Regions from separate parts of the Homo sapiens genome. Here region 1 is linked to region 2. The links are chromatin loops, found by intact Hi-C in ENCODE. Cell type or tissue: mammary epithelial cell. All regions are shown on one strand. Links, peaks and the distances in the headings refer to the core of each region. The heading gives the core; the rest is flanking DNA. Region 1 has its middle 30 kb from the start of LINC02527. Region 2 holds the start of LOC105377947 (a long non-coding RNA gene).

The links. Hi-C counts contacts between places; a loop is a spot of excess contacts. Peaks named below come from ENCODE experiments on the same cell type or tissue, not always from the same donor. Only the 100,000 strongest peaks of a DNase experiment are listed, where the experiment ranks them.
Region 1: a loop joins it to region 2, with 2.3 times the contacts of the local background. A loop is called at or near these places in 7 of 110 quality-filtered maps.

The regions. Positions count from the first base shown.
Region 1 is chr6:111,935,535-111,943,874 of GRCh38, reverse strand. No RefSeq gene overlaps it. Among named protein-coding and RNA genes, the nearest start is that of LINC02527, 30 kb to the right of the region's middle. In mammary epithelial cell, for the core only: no CTCF peak of the experiment used is centred there; a DNase peak (open chromatin) is centred at 4,934.
Region 2 is chr6:111,980,798-111,989,137 of GRCh38, reverse strand. LOC105377947 (a long non-coding RNA gene) reads right to left here and starts at 8,277. Exons shown (of 3, transcript XR_007059710.1): 1 at 8,181-8,277; 2 at 6,086-6,168. In mammary epithelial cell, for the core only: no CTCF peak of the experiment used is centred there; DNase peaks (open chromatin) are centred at 1,627 and 3,787; H3K27ac peaks cover 3,396 bases.

The sequences.
Region 1 (8,340 bases), core at 282-8,281, 45 kb after region 2:
AGTGGGGCAGGGGAAAGGTGAAATCAACAGCTGTCCACTATCATGGGATTTTGGGCACAGTATTTCCCTTTTTTCTTTATTCATCTGTATTTTTTAATTCTTCTGTATTAGACAGACGGTGCTTTTATAACAAGAAATTTTATTTTTATAATTTAAAAAACCTCAGAATGCAAATAAGTCAAGTTTCCTGAATGGGTTATTTCTCAACCCGTTGTCTTCTTTAACATCCCACTGCTGCATCTTCCATAGCAAGCCCCATCCCCCTTGCCCTACACAAATCCTACACCTATTTATCCACGTGAGTTATTTATTTTTATGTGGTTATGTATAAATATGACATAATACAATGAGTACATAACACTCCAAATAGGCCATCACACTCCATTTCAATAAAATGATGACAAATCAATTCTTGAATTTATTGCCTAATAAGAGTGGAATTTTGCAAAATAATCTCTAAAAATTATAGCAATCATTTACCAAGTGCTTGTTTTGTGCCAGAGACTAGACTGAGTCTTTTACGTACATGATGTCACTTTAATGTAAAATACATGATTTGCCAAAGCAATATTTCCTTTCTCCAACATAGTATTCTTACTAGATTCTGTCTTTTCTGAAAATAGATCCTTCCTCTTCCAATAACCTCAGGGCATTCCATTCATATCAGGTATTCTATATAAATTCTCTCACCATCTCTAAGAGCAAAATACAGGATTGGATATTACCTTTCTGTAGAGTTGAGGACACTGTAGATGGGTACTTTCCTCAAAATTACACAGCTATCAGTAGCATCTGATCATCTCTCCATTTATTGAGCTAAAGGTATTGGGTGAGCTGTTCTTTTATTTAACAGACCTATTTTGTGGTCCTACTTTGTGTCAGCCATTCATGCAAGAAATCAAAGACTGATTCTTTTGTGTACATCCATACTGTATGTGCCCAGGCTGTGCTGAGCACTGGAACAAGGCAGATCAGTCCCAGTCCTAAAGAGGCAGAAGCCCTGCCTGCCCTCAGGAGTTTAAGTTGGTGGATAAACAGCAGAGTATTTGCAAGCAAGGCATTTGGCTTAAGAAACGGAAGTGAAAATTATGTTTGAGAAATTTGGGTGTGTGTGAAAATGATGAAATGAGAACAAAAATACAGAAAATACATGTAGTTCAAAGGAACTCTTGGGAGAAGATGAAAGTAACATGTTGTATATAAGGAAATGAGAAAGTAAATCACAAGCAGATATAATATCTCAAAATATTGCCTAAGCCCGGGTAACAATAAAAACACACACACACATACACCCTCATGCAAGTGTCTTTTTTACTCTGGAATGTACTACCCCTTGTTAGGAGAGACGCTTCTGACCCACTGTCAGTGACTGTATTTTCAATTACCTTCCCTTAGTGATGGGTTTGCACAGTCCTAGCTACACTCTTCAGTAGCCACCACATAACCAATCTCAACTCGCAAAGGCTAATAAAAGGTAAAATGATGCAGCTGCTGTAGAAAACAGGATGATGGTTCCTCAAAAAAAATTGCACATGGAATTACCATGGGATCCAGCAATTCCACTTCTGGATATATATGAAAAGAATTGGATGCAGGGACTTGAACATATATTTGTACACCCACATTCATAGCAGCATTGTTCACAATAGCCAAAAGGTGGAAACAAGCCAAATGTCCATCAACAGAAGAATGGATAAACAAGGTGTGGTATATCCATACAATGGAATATTATTCAGCCTTAAAGAGGAGTAAAATTGTGATACATGCTAGAACATGGATGAACCTTGAACATATTACGCTAGGTGAAATAAACCAATTACAAAAGTACAAATAAGGCATGATTACACTTAAATGAGGTACAATATGAGGTACTTACAGGAGTCAAATTGATAGAGAGACAAAGTAGAGTGGTGATTACCCAGATGTAGGGGAGGAGGCGATGGGCAGTAACTGCTTAGTTATTTCCATTTGGGGTGATGAAATCAAGTCCTGGAAATGGATAGTGGTGATGGTTGCACAACAATGTGAAAGTGCCTAATGCTACTGAATTGTACACTTGAAAATAGTTAAAAAGGTAAATTTTATATTATGTATATTTTGCTACAATAAAAATATTTTTTTTAAAAAAAGACTAATAATGAGATCACAGGGGAGGCTGGCACACTAGAAAGAAGAACCACTGTGACCTCTAAGCATAGTATCCCAGGGTTAAGTAACTCTAGTAGTGTGCTTCCCAGACACTGTGAGTACTTTAAAACCATTTCAATACAATCTACTTTACTGTAGACTCAATATCTTTCTTCAAATCAACTTACTTAATAAAATTAATTTCTGCTTTGCCTTTGTCCTAAGCAAAGATGTACCATACATGAAATCATGGGTGTTGTGTGCCATTCTATTTTTTTCTAACACACCCTAATGACATATAACTTAACATAATAGATATTGATCAGCATATAACCTAAAATTATGTTTTGTGTCACACTTTGGAAAATACCACATGTCAATAACAATATTGTTTCATTTTATACTAGTAGTTATGCAAATGACTACTAGTTTCTAAATCAAATGATGGAAAAAGAATGGGTTTGAAAACGATAAGAGGTAGATTTTAGAGCTGTGCTTTCATCAAGGTTCAACAGGGAATCAATGGCACACCCAAATCAGACGAATTCCAGGAGAGTTTATTTACAAGGGGACTGTTTACAAAGATGTGAGTGGGTGTGGGTAGGGTGACCATCAGTCCCAGTTGCACAGGACAGGGTGGTTTCTACCTATTATCCTGGTGTAATAATTAATAACCCTACCTTTATTCTCAAGGGTGCCCCAGCTTGGATAATAAGTTACATGATTTCTCTAAGGACAGGGGAATCACAAGGGATCATGCAAAAATCCAGGGTGAGTAACAGTGAAGCAGTCACCAGCTCTAGACCCAAAGGGATGGGGGAGGGAGCAGTTACTGGAACCCAGGAGGAAAGTCTGTCTAGTGGGCCCCTCAGAAGAAACTGTGCCTTTGGTGGAGGGATACAGTCAATTCAAGGCAACATTGCAGGGAGAGAGCCAAGGAAATAAAAAACTAACCTCATCCTGCTCTTTGTTCTCATCTCCTGCCAGAGCTCCCTTTGGGCAAGCCAGGGAGTGAGGGTGTCTATTGATACAGCCTTGATGGATCAGTTTCCTGGGCTGAGAGCAGAGTGGAGGGTAGACAGTGAATCTGGAGGACCACCGTTTATGTTCTTTGACCAAGTCCTTCAACCTCTTTGAACACCAGTTTCCTTACCCTTCACATGAGAGCCTCATTCTGGTCATCTCTAAGGATCTCCAAGTTTCAACACTGTATGAAAAAGGAATATTTATTAGTCTAACAAGAATTAGGGGAGATTTCCTTCTGTCATCTACTCAGAAGCATTCTTTCCCCCACCTGAGGTACGTTTAATGTTAACAGGAATCCTGTTGACCTGATGAATGGGAAGAGTGTCCATTAAATGACCAAAATGCCTGAAGCTCTAGGAATGTTAACCTTGGTATGCACCTCGGGAAGGTCAGTCCCCCTCTTGCTGAGGCAGCCAATAAGCAGAGATAGACACAAATGTCATAATATCTCCTCTTTAAATGTAAATACTATTTTTAATGCCAAATAGATGAGGAGCAGCAAGGAGATGAAAAGGAAAGAGGAAGATGACCATTACCACCATTGAAAGTGACTTCCACCACTTCCTCTAAGGATGCTACCTCATAATTACTACTGAGAAGAAGTGTAAGACACTGGCTGGCTGCCTGGGACAGAGGCTGAGCAAAGGGATGAACGTCTACATCAGAGAGCCTGCATCCATGGGAAGCCCAGGACTCTGATGGGCCTTCTGCCTGGAACAACACACTTCATTCTGCAATGCTGAGTGCTTACTGAGAACTGGCACACACGTTAATTGCAGAGTACAAGAATTCACCAATGTAAAGGGAGAGAAGGGTTTTCTCCACTAAGAAAGTCAATAATATGTCAGGCTTATTTTATCCAGAAATCCAATACACTTGCAGAGCTGCAGACTTTGACTTCTTGACCTGCACAGATGGGAGAGGTGACATGGTGAGGAGGTGAAGAAGTGGGCACAGAAGCCAGACTGCCTGGGTTCAAATCCTGACTCTGCCCTCACTAGCCATGTAATCTTAGCAGGTTACTTAACTTTTTTGCTCCTCATCAATAAAATAAGAACTGGTGCCTTCTCCTAGGACTGTTATGAGGATTAAAGTATTTAATAAGAAGCTAATAAACTTAATGAAAGCAGAATAGTACTATATGTGTTTAATAAAATAAATGTTTTAATAAAATAGATGTTTTAATAAAATAAATTAAACACTATATGTGTTTAATAAAATAAATGTTTCAATGGAAGGGCAAAGAAGCCCTCAAACTTAAACATAAGGTGGATGGCACAGTTGCCTAAATAAAATGGAAAAGATAAAGGTAATTTCTATTGGATTTGAGCAAGTTCCCAAGTAGACTTGAAAAGAAATTTCCTATTACCTTTTTTTTCTGTGTTTTTACAGATGTTAAGAAGTATATGGCCTATGATTTTCATCTATTACAGTTGTCATACATTTATATTTATGTGCATATAAATAGACACACACTATGTGCTCAAATTCTCCTAGTTCATAACCTACTCTCTGAGGCATGTCATTCACTCATAGTGAAAAGGGTAATGAATCCAAAAACACATTAGAATTTTGGTTCTATGCCTTTTTTGAGAGACCTTAGATAAATCTAGCTTTGGGAAATGTTTCACCATCTGAATATGAGATGATCTCTCAGATTCTTTTGGGGATCAAATGAGGTAATACAAGCAAAGCACTTAGAACAGTGACTCATTTTTAAACAAACAAAAGAAGCTAAATTGATGGTGTGAGACTTTGAAGACAAAAGGCACTGTGGCTTCCCTCGTACTCTTTCTCTGGATCACTCTGGGGGAATCCAGCTGCATGTTGTGAGGCCGCCTGCAACACCCTATGGAGAATTCCATGTGGTAGAAATCTGAGGCCTCCTGCCAGCTGTCAGCAAGGAACTGAGGCCTCTAGCCAACAGCCAGGTGAGTGCACCGTCTTAGGAGCAGATTCTTCCAGCTCCAGTCGAGCCTTCAGATGACTGCAATCCTGGCCAACATGCTGACTGCAACCTCCTGAGAGATCCTGAACCAGAACCACCCAGCCCAGCTAAACTGCTCCTGGATTCCTGCTCTATAGAAACAGTGTGAGATAACATTCATTGTTGTTTTAAGCTGCTAAATTTTGGGGTAATTTATTACATAGCAATAGACAACTAACATAATAGGGGTTGAATTCCTGGTCTACCTACATTTGGACTCAGAATAATAACAAGATGAACCCAGAAATTTGAGAATAAGATTATATAGAATAAGATGCTAAACTGAACCCTACAGGAAACAAGACTGAGCGTGATGAGGTGATCATTCTAAGGTAAGCTGGAAAATAAGCTGGAGAAACAAGACATTAATTTGCCAAAAAGAAAGTAGGGTTGGAGCTTAGTGTTTATTCAACTATGCAGCAAATAAATAGGGCAGCAACTATGTGCTACACACTGAGCTAGGATATTGAGCCACAAAGACAATTATCTCCACAATGATTTCTGCCCTCAAAAAATACACACAACACAAGTAAATAGAATTACAACATGAGTGATAAGTGCTCTCTGATAGTACCCTACAGTTTTTGGAAATTACGGAAATCTTCCCAGACGACGGAGTATCTAACAGAAACAGAAGGTTGGGGTTGCATTAGCCAAGCACAGAGGAGGAGGTGAAGTACAATGATCTAAGCCAAGGAAATAGCATATGCAAAGCCAGGATGATGAGAAAGTACAGCACACGACTGGAGGCTTGGACTGAGAGTCCAGGGTGGGGAGAGATAAGGATGGAGAGGAAAGAGAAGCTGGATCCTATAGACCTTATAAGCCCTTTAAAGAGTCTGCACTACATCATAAGTAAGGGAGAGCTACCAAACGGTTTGTTTTTTGGTTTTGTTCATTTGTTTGTTTGTTTATTTGAGGCAGAGTCTCCCTCTGTCACCCAGACTGGAGTGCAGTGACATCATCACATGAACGATCCATTAAAATTTTTAAAATGTATCTGTCTTTATCCTATTCTCTTTCATCTTTTTTAGACTTTTCCTATTTTCCATGGTAGATACTCATTTTCTTCCTGTCTCACCACACAGTTCACTGCAGCTTTGACTTCCTGGGCTCAAGTGATCCTCCCGCCTCAGCCTCCCTAGTAGCTGGGACTACAAGTGCACACCACTACGCCCGGCTAGTTATTTATTTATTTTCATGTTTTAGTAGAGACAAGGTCTGGCTGTGTATCCCAGGTTGGTCTGGAACTCTTAGCCCCAAGCAGTCCGCCCGTCTTGGCCTCCCAAAGTGCTGGGATTACAGGTGTGAGCCACTGCACTTGGCCCCAAAGGGTTTTAAAGTCAAGTTTTGGTAGAATAAGAGCCAAGTACAACACCATTCAAATGTATAGTGCCACCCAGTTTACAAGGCCTTCAAAGATATGCTGTCTCCTTAGTGCTTACCCCAGGTATGTATTATTTTAACTCCAATGCAAGGCACAAGCAACTGAGGCTCAAGAGTTTCAATGCCTCACACGTTAATTGTAAAAGGTAGAGCCGGGGCTTAAAAGGAAAGAAGGAAGAAGCAATTAAGGAAAGGCAAGTAGCTAGGGAACCCGTCTGGCAGGCCGGCACAAAGAATAGTATTATATTTTAAAAGCCATCTTCAACTATCTATTACTGTAATAGGACTTCCCTTAAAAAGCATGTTGCTACAGTGGTGTGAATGTATGTGAATTTGTGTAAGACCCACTATAACTACAGAGAACTAGAAGGAATTCTGACAGGTTCCTACTGCTTTCTTTATAACAGCATGTGTCCTGAGAGGTGTCTCACTGTCCCTGATCTAAAGTGATATAATGATGACACACATGTGATGGATACAACTCAGACTTCATTTGTGCCCTTCATAGTATGTAATTCCACTGCTGGTGAGACCAGCAATGCCTCCCAGTGACACAGGCCCCCTGCCCAGCTGGCTCTGCCTGCCTCCAGCCTGTTACCCACTAGGGTGTGTTCCTGTCTTGGTGTGGAAAGAAAATAAAAGCAGAAGCATGCCTGCTAAGCAAAAGGATGGTTTAAAAACCCTTAACTGGGAAAAAAAAAAAAAAAAATCCTTAGCTGCATTCCTGAGAACACTGTTGATCATTTTCTCTGAGGCCCTTCATTTACATAATTTATCCAAGTATACATTTTCAATTACTTGTAAGAATTTCAACCAAGAATCTTACAAAACAGCAACACAAAATTCATTAGTCTCAATAACTGTTGTAATGAGTAGCAGATTGTCCTTATGGCAAATCAAATATGTCTGAGGTTTTTTTAAAAGCATATCGCTTCTCATTTTTCTTTAATACTTTAGTAGTGAGAGAGGAAGAAAATGAGTATCTACCATGGAAAATAGGAAAAGGCTAAAAAAGATGAAACAGAATAGGGTAAAGACAGATACACTTTTAAAACTTTGATGGATCCGTTAACATGTAGGCTAAAGAAAACTGCAAATAAAAAATGAGTTCATTTATAATACAGAAATCCCTTTGATAATATCTTAATCCTCTAATCAGTCTCAGTCTCAGAATCACTAAAAATGGCCAGCCAGACTTTATATGCAAAGCACCACCTAGGAGTTAAAAAATTGAACTAGTATCTGATCAAGCCTCTAGACCTACCTCCCCATTTACAAGAAGTGCAGAGGGCAGAGGTACAAGTTAAATGACACAACAGAGAAGCAATTAGCTAATTTCAGAATATGGTACATTCTCCAGGACAAATGACCTGTTTTCTCCCACAAATCAATAGCATGAGAAGAAGAAAAGAAGGAGTACTGAAATGATAGAGACAGAAGAGAGATAACCAAATATGACGTATGGACCTTGTTTACATCCCAATCCAAGTGAACCAACTATAAAAAAGACATCTGTAAGACAATCAGAAAATTTGAATATAGCGTGAGTAATAGATACTACTAAGGAGTGGTAGTTAATTTTGTTGGCTGCGATAATGGCATGGTGGTTGTGTATTTTTAAAAACATCCACTGGGTGCAGTGGCTCACACCTGTAATCCCAGCACTTTGGGAGGCCGAGGCGGGCAGATCATGAGGTCAAGAGATTGAGACCATCCTGGCCAACATGGTGGAACCCCGTCTCTACAAAAAATACAAAAATTAGCTGGGTGTGGTTGCGTGTGCCTGTAGTCCCAGCTACCCGGGAGGCTGAGGC
Region 2 (8,340 bases), core at 293-8,292:
TGGCTGTCCTGCCGCTCCACTAGTTACTTTGTTGTGTTTCTATGGATCACAGTCTAGAAGTGGAGTCCTTCTTCCACTAGTGCTTAAAGGACTTTATTATTCCAAAGTGTGAGACAGTTGGGCCCAGTCAGTGGCTTGGAGCTGCCAATGGAACCACTTTTTCATTTGAGTAAAATTTTTATCTTTTTAGTTTCCCTTACCATTGGAACATAGCACATGTCCTCCAAACTAGGAGATATTGTGGAATGCTGGCTGTGCAAACTATCACCAAAGCAACCTGTTGATAAGTCAAAGCTAAGTTTATTGCCTACGGGAGTAAAGAAAAATACTGCTCCTCAGAGTCTTGGAAGCAACTTGAAAGGAGAGGGCTGAGAAGGCATGTTTATTAAGATTGTAAGATCTGGTTTTAGGTAGGTCTTTCAATGCGGGCGTATGGTTAGGTTTGAGCAAGGATCATGATATTATAATTTAGGATTGCTGGAAAAAAAAACAAGGCAGAATTTTGAGGCAAGAGGTTTCAAGAGTCTTAGGGTGTAAAATGTCATTTGATGTTTTATCTTAAAGAGTAGATAGGTCTTTCAGGTAGTCCTGCTAAAGTCAATGAAGTTATCTGTAACTTTTTTCTCTCTGGCGAGAGTTGCCTGGAATAATAAAGTTACTTTGATGAAAGCAGTAGAATAAAGTCATGTGTAGACAGAAGCCTGTGTAGAAGGTTTGATTCTCAATAGTAAGAACACCCAATAATGCTGTCCTTAATTACATCCCAACATTCTGATCCCATACAGCCAGCCCATGCTTTCTGCAGAATCTACAGACCTAAAAGTTTCAGCCCTTCTTCTTCCCTCATAGTGGGTCCTTCCCCATCCAAGTCTCTGCATGTGAAGTGGCCTTGTTGTCTAGGGTGACATCCAAGGTTTGTTGTCTCACAGCCAAGGAGACCAAGGACGCAGACACACAAAGAGTGAGGTTAAGAGCAGAAGTTTAATAGGTGAATGAAAGAGAATAGCTCTTTGCTACAGCGAGGGGTCCCAGAAAAATGAATTGCCTATCTGCAGTGAAATGCAGGGAGTTTTATAGATGAGCTGGTGGGGAGGCGGTGTCTGATCTACATAGAATGCGAAAAACTGGTTAGGACCAGGTATGCCATTTGCGTAGGGTGCGAATCTCTGGCCATCTCCACCCCAGTCTTTTATTATGCAGGTGGGTTTTCAGCCTGAGCTGCACCATGTTGCCCACAGTACACATGCTAACAAAAAAGGGAAGATGGAGCTTCCATGGTGGACATGCCTGGCCCCCAGGTAGCCCTTTTCTATTGGCGCAGTTGCCAGCGTTCCCCTGTGCAAGCTCCCAGCTTCGTTGTTTATGCTTGCAGCTCAATCTTTCAGGCTGCTCTTTGTTAGAAAAAAAAATTATTTCTGGGGCTGCTTTTTGTTAGAAGGGAAGTTCTGCTAAGGAATCTTTTGCCCTCACTATCTGCCTAAATATTTTCTTTCTATCTCCTGTATCACATGGAAAGCAAAGGGTTCCTGTCTTCATTCCCAGCTCAGCCACCCACTGTCTCTCCTTGAAGCTCATTAAGATCTCATGCAAACAGATTTCCTTCCAGCCTTTGGACAGGCCCTGACATGCCTGAACCCATACGCAATAGGCATGCAGCATAGTCCCTTGCTCTATGGCTTTTCCAGACACTTGAAGATTTTGTGTAAGGAGCAGAAGGTGAAATTTGGGCACCTTCTAAAGTGGCACTAGGGTTTAAAGGACCACAGAAAATAATCAACTTTCATTACTTTCATTACCAAAGGAAATGGGACAGAGATGGCTAGATATTTACCAACAGTTTTACTCCCCCTTTCCTAATACAGAGGGTCCTCAGCTTACAATGGTTCAACCTACAATTTTACAACTTTACAATAATGCAAAAGCAATACAGATTCAGTAGACACCATACTTCAAGTGCCCATACAGCCATTCTGTTTTTCACTTGCGGTATGGCATTCAATAAATTACATGAGATATTCAACACTTCATCATAAAATAGGCTTTGTGTTTGATGATTTTGCCCAACTGAAGGCTAATATAAGTATTCTGAGCATGTTTGAGGTAGGCTAGCCTAAGCTATGTTGTTTGGTAGGTTAGGTGTAGAAAATGCGTTTCAATTTATGATATTTTTAACTTACAATGGGTTTATTGGGACAGAGCCACATTGTAGGTTGAAGAGCATCTGAAGAGAGTTACTGCTGATAACTGGCTGCCCAGCCAGAGACCATGTTTCCCAGCTTTGTTTGCTTCTAAGTGTGGCCATGTGGCTTGTTCTCACAATTGGAATATGTGCAGAAATGTGCCTTCTAGATCGGAACTTCCTATTCTCTTTCCATTCTGCCCACTTGATGCAGATAACGTAAGATCCAAGGGATGGCAGGTAAGACAGAAGAAGTCTGTGTCTCAGGATCACCCAGGGAAATGCCACTTGCCAAGTAAAAACTGAGGAAGAAATAAAGTTCTATTACGTTAACCATGAAAAACTGGTCTATTTGTTACAACAGCTAACATAAGAAGTAAAATGATCATAACAGTCCCCTAAGGAAGAAAAATGTCCATCATTGTTTTGAACTGAAGAATCACACCCAGTGAAAAACACCAGGTTCAGGCTTTGGGTAACCTTGATGAAGAACCAGAACAAATCAATTTGGCTTTCAGCACATTAATAAAGTGGCAGGTATGTATAGAATGTGTCATTAGCTGATCGTATTTTGAGAACCAGTTTGCTTCTCAGGATAGGTTTGGGCAGCTGTGAATAGGCTTATAGTTTTCATTGTTTCCCTGCTCATAGCAATACACTGAAATTATTCTGATTTGCCTACTTAAGACGGAAAGAAAGATAGGAGCAAAGTTACATTGGAACCAGAATTACCTCAATACCTAGGTCATTTTTTCCTAAAGATGGGTTTGCTGCAAAATCAGGGGAATAATCTCCCTCCCAGGGCCCTTCTAAATAGTACCCTCATGGCCTAGAAGAACTAATGTCCTTGCTACACAAGAGCCTTTGCAACAGAGGAGCCCTAACTGCCAGGGCCGATCTTGGAATTTTGCCTCCCTCAGTCAGGTGTTCAAGTTGAATCAAAGAAAAGAAATAGAAAATGCCCTCCATGAGTAGGCTAAAGCCTTCTTCTGCCTTATGTTTCTATCACGTTCTGGAGAAGGACTCAATGTTGATCCAAGTACAGAAACCATGTCAGGTTGCTTGGATAACAACTGTAAACGGGTTTAATTGTGCTGGTTTGGGGTGGGCCCCAGCCCGGGAGCATTGCTTCTCTGTGTACATCAACACTGAGTAGTGTGCATTCTAACTCTTTCACCACAACCATATGATCCATGCTAAGGCATTTGACCACCTTCTCCACCTGCTCTGCCATTTTCTGTAAAACAAGATTATTAAATTTAATGGAGGAAAGGTAGTTTATAGATGTAAAATGATGACAGACTGTAAATATGAGGGGAATATAGAGCAATCTATATGAACACTACATAAACGCTAATTAGCCCTAAGGCTGCGATGTTTCTTCCTACCACACGGCAAAAGAACACAATGGATTTTTAAAAAATCTTTAAAAAATTTTCCTTTCCCAGTAAAACCTTTACATGGAAAATAAATGTAGCATTTGGCTCAGGCATCTTGAGTACAAAAGGATTCCACAGGCAAAATAATGTGAGAAGAAGCTATCCGGCTCATACTTGCTCATTCATTAGTCAGAGCATGAGAGCTCTCTGGAAACTGGTTTTGTCACATTCTTATGTGAGGAAGTCACATGGGCTCCTGCAGCACATTTTCCTGTGTGAGTCCTAGCTTTGATGGAGGTATTTGTGGGCAAGGCCTAATGAGAGGGTTGACTTTTTCAGGTTTAGATGGGAGTGAGGAGAGAAGCTAGCTTCAGGGACTGAAGGGACGGGAGGCCTTAGACAGACTTAGCGCTAGGTGCTATTTTCAGATAGGAGCTCCTCTACCTTACTGACGTGATAAATGCCAGGGAAAATAAGATCCTCATGGAAGAAGCCTAGTTGAACAATCAAATACAGCAGGGAATACTCATTAAAGTGCTTCTCCTTACAGCCACCTCCACTCAGTTATTTATGCCCTTTAACTTCCAGGTAATGGTTCAGATTTTACTACTTGAGGAGCACAGGGAATGTCTTTGTGTTTTATTATTTCTCATGAGATTTAAAAATAAATAAATATGTATATACACCTAAATTTGCTTTTGGTTCAAGTGTACTTTTTTGTCTTAAAGTTTCTTAAAGAGCCTTAGACCAGTGGAAGACCTATGAATCAGAGAGAGATCTCACCTTGCACAGACTTTGTGGTATTCTTCCCACTTTTCCTGAGCCATGGAGTCCTCCCCTCTCCTCCTGAGCCTCAGAGTCCTCCCCTCCCTTCCTGAGCTGTGGTGAAGAGCCGCTCAGGTGCTCCTACTGCACATCTTTCCTGCTCTCCAAGAGTGGCAGCCATGCACTGAGAAAAAGTGTCTGTTCCTGCAGTTTGTTTCAATTTGATAGAGTCTCACTGAAGCTATCTTGAACAAACGTGATTTTTTGTGGGGTTACATGGAGGAACAAAAAAATAAATGGGCTCCTTTGCTTCATCTAAGAACAGAAGCTATAACAGAACTAGGTCTTAAAAGCACCTGCCTTCAGGGATGCTCAGTGGACCCCATACGTAGGGATTAGCGGACCTTCACTCCCAAAGCTCCAAGAACTGCCAAAACCCATGTTAGGTCGTGTCATTCCTCTGTTCAGAATGCTCTGGTGGCCCCGCATCTCACCCAGAGTAAAAGGCAAAATCCCCCCCATGACTCACAGGCCCTGTGTGATCCTCCTCCCCCTGCCCTGCCCCATCTACTGCCTCCTCCTCAGCCACCCTGCCTTGGCCATGCTGCTCACCTTGTAGTCCTTTCACACTCCAGGAATACTCTTGTCTCCAGGGTTTTGCACATGCTGTTCCCTGTGCCTGGAATGCTTGTCCCAGATATCTGCTTATCACTTCATGTAGGTCTTTTTTCACAGGTCAGCTCAGTGAGGCCTTCCCACTCAGTGAGATCTAAAATTGTAAGCCCACACTACCGTAACATCTCTTATCCAACTTACCTGCATTCTTGTTTAAATTTTTTATTATAAGAAATGGTAAGTATACTCAAAAATAGTAAAATGAGCCCCTATCTATCCATCACCAATCAGTTGTCTAAGTTTTACCACTCTTGTTTCATTTATTCTCCCTCCATTTTTTTCTATATTACTTCTAATTTGCCCCAAGGATTTATCACTACCTGATATATATTTCTTACTTTTCTTTGTTATTTTGTCTCCCCCACTAAAATGCCAGCTCCATGAGGCCTGGGATTTTTGTCTACTTTGTTCACTGCTGTATCCCCTGTAGGCAGCAGTGTGCCTGACACATAGTAGGTGTTCATGAATAGTGGCTGAATGAATGAATGAAGCAATGAAGCAGTTACTCCACAATGGCACCTGTGTTTTTCCCTACAATCTCCCCACCATCTGACCAACACAGCCATGAATGCTTCAAGCACCCCTACTCTGATTCCACCCAACGACTGTCAGCTACAGCACCCACATATCCCCCTCCTTGACTCTCAATAGTCCAGGGACACATACACAAAAGGCAAAGCTAGATTGGCCCAGCTCTGTGGGTGCCCTGTCACAGGACTCTGGCAAGTCTGTGAACTACTACCTTCCCTGAGGTCTTCTGGCCACCACTGGTTATGTAATACAAAAGTGAGCAACCAACTGGGGCCACAGGGGACATTTCCCTTTGAAAGGGGCATGAGCGATTGACATCGACATCTTTCTTTCACCAGGCAAATTTGTTAGCAAATTTGATGAGACTGTTAAGTGGGTAGGTAACTCTCTGGGCAGCCTCTATTCATTGCAGCCTCTATTCATTCTCTGGGCAGCCTCTATTCATTGCAGCCATCCTTGCATTTACTGTGCATCTCATTGAACAGGTATTTTTTTTTTTTTTTTTTTGCCAGGCTCCACCTGTGAGGGAGGGAAGAATGCACAAGGAAGAGCTTACCTGGTTTCAATTTCTTTCTTTCACCATTTTCAAGGTTGTCAACCAGGAAAGTCCTTCAGGCATCAGACACTCTCCAATTAAGCCTTCCATAAAAACCAGGAGACATTACCAGCTAGGATGACAAGTTAGAAACCTGCAGGACCAGTACTATGCCAGCACCCCAATGATGGCAACTAGGATTGCTTCGCAGCTGCTCCCTGCCAATAGTGCTTCCTGTCTACCTGTCAAAGGGGTGTGTCTTCCTCCCTGGCCAAGTCCTGTGTAAACCAAGTAATGATCAGGCAAGAAGAGATCCAAAAAAACCCATTGCCACATCAAAGCATATTCCAGGGCTGTTGCATTCTTTTCAATAAAGACTATTTATTTTTACAGAGGCTGGGTGCCCCTCACAGCCCTGCTCCACCTGGCAGCCATTTATGACAATTTTAAAGGCCATCTTGTTTTCAAAGTCACTTTATAAGGTTGTGGAGACTCAGTATCTGTGAATTCTAATCCTGGTTCAAAATATTAAATTGGTACTAGGTCCTCTGCTGGTTGCTGGATCTTTTATCAGTGAGCATATTGACCAAGACATCATATGGGTATGTCCTTTTCTCTAGATTCTTTCAAGAATGGATTACAAGGCCAGGCACGGTGGCTCATGCCTGTAATCTCAGCACTTTGGGAGGCTGAGGAGGGCAGATCATGAGGTCAGGAGTTCGAGACCAGCCTGACCAACACGGTGAAACCCCGTATCTACTAAAAATACAAATATCAGCCAGGCATGGTGGCACGTGCCTGTAATCCCAGATACTCAGAAGTCTGAGGCAGCAGAATTGCTTGAACCCGGGAGGCAGAGGTCACAGTGAGCCGAGATCATGCCATTGCACTCCAGCCTGGGTGACAGAGTGAGACTCCACCAAAAAAAAAAAAAAAAAAGAAAACAAAAAACAACAGTGGATTGCTATTCATCTGGTATTGTCTGGATTTAACCAGGCTATGTTTAAAGTATTGAAATACTTCTGTACCATTTCGTAAATAGCCAGTGCCCCCAAGTACCCCCACTCTGAATCTTTCGCCATCTCAGCTACCTCAATCCTTCTCTCAAGACCCTCGAATCTAAAGGTTTAATGCTAGCAGGAACTACAGGTGCCCATTATGATTGGTCAGCACTTGTATTATACCAGTTGCTAATATTATGACTATCACCCCTACTTCTAAGCTAAAGTCAATGGCAACAACTAGTCCTCATTTTAGACAATGTCACTGCTCCTAATTTATAGAGAAAGGGATGCAGTAAGATTGGGATTAGACCAAGGTCCAAATCCCAGACAGCTGCAGGACAGCTGGAAACAGAATTAATCATTCAAGTAGTGATGCTATAAGTGTTTTCCTCTGCTTTGGATGTCTCTCCAATAGAACGCTATCCACAAGGACAGGAATTTTTGTCTGGTGTGTCCACTGCTGCATCAACACTCAGAACACGCTTGGCACACAGAAATTGCTCAATAAATCAATACAGCTCTTGAATGAATGCATGAATTCCCTGATCTGATGGCCCAGTTGTTGCCTAACTTGATAGACCTGAGAGAATCTAAAGCTCTTCAGGGTTTCTCAGTCTGACATTTTTTTCTTAACTATTTAATTTCTTTATACCTCAAGACATAGAGGCAAGCACGTCATCACACATAACCCCTGCAGAAGTCTCCAGCACACAGTGATGTGATGGTTGCAGCCTTCCCCTGGGGCCTATCAGGCATTTTAGTTTCTCCAAGAGACACTGATTTCCATTTCCAAAAATTAGCCTCACACACGACATCATTTTGATCAATTCAGCAGAAACTGCTCTAGGATCTCAGCCAGCACTGGTGAAACAAAGAGAGGAGAGCAGCACTCTGAAATCACGGCTCTGTCTCAGCCACATCATGTGTGACTTCTTGTCCCGAGGAGCTCCAGGGTCATGGAACAGTGTCCGGGGCCAGGAAGAAATGCTGGCGGCCAGCCTTTGACCACTGGAATAAGGAAGCTCACATTTTTTAGTCTCTCAGGAAGGGCCACTTATGGAGAGGGGAAAAGTGTTCAGGTTTGGTTCTCCAAGGCACCCCTTATCCCTTACCTGCCATCAAGCTGTGCTCACCGGGGACGTGTTTCCTGTCATCAAGATCTCTGTCAGTGAGGAGTGAGGATTGAATAGCAAAGGTATGAAGTCTCTGAAGGAAAACTTGGAACATGTGACATTTGAAAATCAGCTTTCTTCACTGTTTACAAGACTATAG